Regions from separate parts of the Homo sapiens genome. Here region 2 is linked to region 1. The links are chromatin contacts, found by Hi-C or POLR2A ChIA-PET in ENCODE. All regions are on one chromosome and are shown on one strand. The core of a region is the stretch at or near the end of the contact, and the rest is flanking DNA. Distances in the headings are between cores, read along the strand shown. Region 1 holds the start of ID4 (inhibitor of DNA binding 4). Region 2 has its middle 270 kb from the start of LNC-LBCS.

What was found. Hi-C counts contacts between places; a loop is a spot of excess contacts on that map. ChIA-PET counts read pairs that join two places held with the same protein, here RNA polymerase II (POLR2A). Pooled maps may share reads with other maps.
Region 2: a loop to region 1 is called in a map of PC-9, with 10 times the contacts of the local background. The contact joins the enhancer-like site here to the promoter of ID4 in region 1. A Hi-C loop is called at or near these places in 4 of 168 maps with a recorded cell type or tissue (Calu3, PC-9, aorta and 1 more) and 3 of 50 pooled maps. POLR2A ChIA-PET finds 5 or more read pairs at or near these places in 3 of 52 experiments (HEK293, OCI-LY7 and activated T-cell).

What each region holds. Positions count from the first base shown.
Region 1 is chr6:19,835,680-19,838,667 of GRCh38, forward strand. It overlaps ID4 (inhibitor of DNA binding 4), which reads left to right and starts at 1,691. Exons shown (of 3, transcript NM_001546.4): 1 at 1,691-2,516; 2 at 2,905-2,963. The coding sequence starts at 2,076. The coding sequence ends at 2,949.
Region 2 is chr6:19,536,512-19,539,587 of GRCh38, forward strand. No RefSeq gene overlaps it. Among named protein-coding and RNA genes, the nearest start is that of LNC-LBCS, 270 kb to the right of the region's middle. Within about 2 kb of position 1,765, at least 3 of the 41 ENCODE cell types and tissues checked have a DNase peak (open chromatin) inside an H3K27ac peak, as active enhancers do.

The sequences.
Region 1 (2,988 bases), core at 441-2,940:
AAACAATTATTAGAAGCAGTAACATACAAGGATTAGGGGAGAGGAGGGTTATTGCATCTACCTGTGAAACCAGAATTAAATAGTTGCTCCTCATTTCATCAGGAGAAAGGAATGTGCTCTGGGGAATAGTGCGATAGTCATAAAGCACTGACATAGCTAAACAAAATATCTGCCTGGTGCAGGTATTTCAGTTCTGGGAATGGATGTAGAAAAAGTCCATATAGGGGTAGACAGGAAGAAATGAGGTCCATGTCTCTTTCTTTCAATTATCTATGAAAATGAAGACACCAATCCATGTCATGTACACGAATGAAGAAAATTCTTGGGTTAATTCATCTCCAAGCGTGTCTAAAGGTGGGAGGGTTTGTAGAGTGAAGGCACTCAAAATTCATTTCCCCATTGTCTGAGAATTTTTATGCACCTTTCTCATCTGAAGGGCTCAATTTTTTCTTGAAGGGTACACACAATGCTCCACCAAAGCTCATTGTGCAATTTTATTTTGAACCCTTGAAGGACAGCTTTTCTCTAAGAAATCTAACACAAAAACGCCCTTAATTAACAGGCTTTTTTTTGCAGGGTGGGGCCCAAGCGGGATCCCAGAGACTGGAAGTGTGAATTTTAATGCTTTGCTGTCAAAGGAGGCGACTCTGGACATTCTCATCACCTTATTTAAAGCGGGGTACGCTGACTAATACGTGAAGCTGTGCATTAATGGCCTAAATTAAGTTACAGGTATGAATTTTACATAAAACAGATTAATATTATATGTCATAATGGAATTTTAAATATTCCGTGTCCATGCATTTTTAATCTTTACGTGCTCTAATTGAATGCGCAAGGCAACTGCATTTCTTGAGCCCACTTTTGCATTTAGATGGGGTAAAAGAACCCCCCCCACGTTTTTGTTTTATTTATATTCCCTTCACCAAAAACCTGCATTCGATTCGGCATTCTTTTCCTTCTTTTTTTTTCTACTTTTGCTAAGCTTTAGCATTTTTTAAAAAGAAAACGGAAAGGCTACACATTCCATTCCATCATTATGGTTTCGGCAAATGTGAAAAGGCGAATAATGAAACGGAGGAGGGAAATATAGAACAGAATGAACGTGCCTTCTTGAACAGCGCGTCTTTCTTAAGGCACTGGAATCCCACGGATGGAGTGATGGGTGGCGGAGGGTCCCTGGGCGCCGTGCTATTAGGAGTGGCAGGGTATCCGCGAGCAGGGCCCAGGCGCTCCCTCAGCAGCCTAGTCGGGATAAGGGGGGCGGTGGAGAGTGAATTCCGGCCGCACATTCCCGCAGTTCTTCGCAGGAACTTCGCTCTCTCTTTTCCCCTCCCTTGGGCACACATCAGCCTGGCCCGACTCCCACTCAGCTCTCTTTTCTCAGAACCCCGACCCACAGCGTTGACGGAATGGAGTGCCCTTCCCATTGGCCCGAGCGTCATTCCCCGAGGTGGCACTGCCCGCCTGATTGGCTGGCCACTCCAGACCCCCCGCCCACTCCTCCACTCGGGTAGCCGGACTCCCCGCCCCCCAGCACCGCCCGGAGCCCCCGCCCTCGCCTCTCCCTCCGCGCCCCCGCCCGCGCGCCCAGCGGGCTCCGCTCGGCTCGCGCTGCGACCCGGCCCGCGCGCTGGTCCCGCCCCCGGGGCGCACGGCTCTATAAATACAGCTGCGCGGCGGGCCGGGCGAGAGCGTAGTGGAGGAGGCGCGGTTGTGAGTAGTACCGGGAGTGGGGTGATCCCGGGCTAGGGGAGCGCGGCGGCCGCGATCGGGCTTAGTCGGAGCTCCGAAGGGAGTGACTAGGACACCCGGGTGGGCTACTTTTCTTCCGGTGCTTTTGCTTTTTTTTTCCTTTGGGCTCGGGCTGAGTGTCGCCCACTGAGCAAAGATTCCCTCGTAAAACCCAGAGCGACCCTCCCGTCAATTGTTGGGCTCGGGAGTGTCGCGGTGCCCCGAGCGCGCCGGGCGCGGAGGCAAAGGGAGCGGAGCCGGCCGCGGACGGGGCCCGGAGCTTGCCTGCCTCCCTCGCTCGCCCCAGCGGGTTCGCTCGCGTAGAGCGCAGGGCGCGCGCGATGAAGGCGGTGAGCCCGGTGCGCCCCTCGGGCCGCAAGGCGCCGTCGGGCTGCGGCGGCGGGGAGCTGGCGCTGCGCTGCCTGGCCGAGCACGGCCACAGCCTGGGTGGCTCCGCAGCCGCGGCGGCGGCGGCGGCGGCAGCGCGCTGTAAGGCGGCCGAGGCGGCGGCCGACGAGCCGGCGCTGTGCCTGCAGTGCGATATGAACGACTGCTATAGCCGCCTGCGGAGGCTGGTGCCCACCATCCCGCCCAACAAGAAAGTCAGCAAAGTGGAGATCCTGCAGCACGTTATCGACTACATCCTGGACCTGCAGCTGGCGCTGGAGACGCACCCGGCCCTGCTGAGGCAGCCACCACCGCCCGCGCCGCCACACCACCCGGCCGGGACCTGTCCAGCCGCGCCGCCGCGGACCCCGCTCACTGCGCTCAACACCGACCCGGTGAGAGGCCGGGCGCCGGCCGTGGGCGGACGCCGCGGGGGATGGGAGGTTGGTGGCGTGGTGGCGGGACGCGGGCGCTCACCGTCCTCCGGGCAGGGGCGGGCCAGGAATGACAGCCCCCTCCCCCTGCTCCTCCGGGCTCCCCCGGGCCGCCAGCAGCCGGCCGGGCTCGGCGAGCGCGGGTCCGGGAGAACGCGCAGGGCGGGACTCGGGGCTGTGGGCGCCCTGGGCTGTCAAGTCCCGCCTGAGCCCGGAGGGGCCCCCCCGGCTACAGGCTGGGGTGGGGGCGTCGGCGCGCCAGCCTGATTTCCGAGGACAATCCAGGACCGTGTCGAGCGCGTTGTTTGCGCCTGCTAACCTTTCCCTTGGTGTTCGGTTGCTGTTCCAGGCCGGCGCGGTGAACAAGCAGGGCGACAGCATTCTGTGCCGCTGAGCCGCGCTGTCCAGGTGAGCGCGCATTTCCCGTCTCGGG
Region 2 (3,076 bases), core at 515-3,014, 300 kb before region 1:
GAGGCGGAGGTTGCAGTGAGCCGAGATTGCACCATTGCACTCCAGCTTGGGTAACAAGAGTGAAACTCTGTCTCAAAAAAAAAAATGTATAATATAAACTCAAATTGGGCTGCGCTCTAAGATACGTGAAAGCACATACCCACAGAAAATAAGCTGCCTCCAAGTCTGCAAGTCTTAGACTTTGCAAATATTGACAATGTCAGCCTGTAAGAGCCTTTACACATGTACGCATTCAATCAATACATGGATTGATACTTAGATCTAGAGGCAGTTAAAAAGAGCAGTGTTCAAGGATAGTAAGGAAGAACGACTTGTTTGCAGCCCTGGTTGCTGAACACACTGCAGAGCTCAGAAAAGAGTAGGTGTTCAATAAATATTTGTTGAATAAGTGTTGAAAGAACACCTATAAATCTTTCTCTTCTCACAATGACTCAAACATATAAAGCAGAATGATAGCCCTTGGGCTAGGAAGGTTGGCCTGCGTGATTTCCCCGTTAGCCTGCCTGATTCCAGGTGGGAAGAAAACAGCTTGGCTGCCTCTGCTTAACCTCAAGCTCTTAGCTTTCCCATAACTTTATTAGATAACTCATCTTTTCCTCACCCAAGACAGATTGAGGAACCTATGCATATCCTAGGGTGAAAAAGTAGTACTCTGCACAGGAATGACTCAGCTGTAATGACAGGCCATGGATCGGAGAGGGCAGCTGGTTTCCAATATTCACCCTTCTGTGGACCTAACGAACCTACTGAGGCCAGCTCTAAAAACACTGACTCTTACACATTGAGCCTATCTTTGCAAATTAATTGCAGTCCAGGACCACCACAATGTATGACCTATTCTGCTCTACACAGTGACACTGTGCCTATCCACTCACATAAAGCTTTCTTGATCAAGTAGAATGAAAGAAAGATCCAAAAGAGTACACAACTTGACCAGGAACAACAACTACCACCAAAAGAGAAACCAGCATTAGCTTAAGGGAGGAGTTCTTATACATCTGGCATTATTTGGGAACAAGGTGTTCCAGATTTATGAATTTGCCAGAGTTTAGGAAAAGGCAGACTCTGTGTGAAGAACATATGCAATGGACATGCAATAACTAAGGATGGAAATTAATTACATCTGTGCAAGAAGGAAGTGGGGGCCAGAGAGAGGGCAAGGGAATCAAGCCCTCAAGAGCTCATAAAGAGACTGAGGGGAATTCTGGGTTTTTCAGGACACATAGGGATTTGGGCTGATTTCATGTGAATCTAAAATGATGGAGTGACTCCCCAGTAACACTGGAGAATCAAGAAACTTGCAAATTTAGGGCTAGAACCCAGGTGTTTTCAACCAGTCAGCCGCTCTTCCCAAACATCATTTTGCCCTTCACATATGTGATAACATGCTCTATAAAGTTGCCCAAGTTTGAGAGGAATTTTTAGAATATAACTTTACAAAGGACAGATGTGTGTTTTATATTTATATTTATGTAAAACACACGTATATGTGTGTGTGAGGGAGAGAGAGAGGGGGGCTTTATATAACGCACAGCAAGGGTTTTATTTTCTCCCTTCTGCATCTGTAAGCTCATTTCTAATCAGAGAGCCGTTTCACAACACAGGCAGCTGAGGAAGAAGATTGGCCCTTCAGGGCGAGCCGGCTTGTTTCCACTTGCTACAGAGGTGAGGAGTAGTGGTGCTGCCAGCTGCCCTGATAGTGACTCCATCTGCCCTGCCCCCACCATCGCCCCAGGCCGTGCCACACCTCCCCAAGCCAACTGCTGGGCTTCTGAAGGCACCCTGAGATACCAAGCGTTACCTGGCAACCGCGCACCTGTGAGCCAGGTCAGCCAGGCAGGTGGTGCTAACCTGTGTGTTCAGGTCTGAGGGCGCCCAATGCGTTCCTGTGCTCCCTCATTACAGCTCACTCCCTCGGCCCAGAGAGAACAGAGCTGATTGTTTTCCTTCTCGGTTTCCTAGAGACAACAGATCCACTGATTAGCTTTCTCCATCAAGCATTCAAAAAGGCCAAGCTACACACCGTAACATTAACCTTGAACTTGGAACTCTTAAGAAAGTGCCCAGTTTTATTTGGGGAAAAGATCTCTGCCAGCAAAGCCGATCCTTAATTTGGGAAATGTAAGGAAAGAACTCAGAGTAGTTAATAATAAATTATAATGCATGTGTGTAAAAAGAGAAAAAAAATATGTAACAATTATGCTTTCATTTTGTTTGGTTTTGCTTTGATCTCTGTTCTTCCCCACCCCGTCGCCACCAGAAGAGGTTCACCTGTCTGAGGAGAGATGATGAGATGGCTCTGGGATGGGCCTCTCTGGCCATTTCAAGGAGCAAGCGGTTCAGGGTTTGACCAGCTGTGACTCTCCACTGTATCCAGAGTTCCCGCTGCTGGCATGGAAACCTGACATTGACCTCACTTCTTGTCTGCTGACCTTGCTCATCTCAGGCACCATTTTCTGGAAGCAGATGAACAACTGTAAGGACAGAGAACTAGGCTGCTGCAGTGCCTCCTCCTTCCATCGCCCCAAGGGGAGTAGGTCTGGGCAGGGAAGGACCCAGCCAAAAGTGGTTGTCTGTACGCTGCTGGGGCAACCCCAATAAATATTTTGTAAATGTTTCTTTAGTCCCCCTTAGTGCATTAAGAAAAAAAATTCTGTGCTCATTTTTGCATGTACCATATCCCTAGCTTTGTAGTTGTAGCCATAGATTAAGTTGTATTAGAAATCCGACTTCCTTTATTACATTACTCTAGTTATCCCTTCTTTTCTCTGCCTTTATTTGTTCCCTAGTCGTTTCTGTCCTCTCTCATTCTCCCCGCATGTGACTTTTTGTCTTAACCCATTACTTTTTGCTGTACTGTCTCTTCCATGCCATCCAACTTTATCCCATTGGCTGTGTGTCCTGAAAATGTCCAAATTAGGTGTTTATGCCTCTATAAAAAGCATTTTCTGAATCACCCTTAGGAGATCAATCCCCTGTCCTCCTGCTCTTTGCTCCGTAAGAAAGATCCACCTACGACCTCAGGTCCTCAGACCGACCAGCCCAAGAAACATCTCACCAATTTCAAATCCGGTAA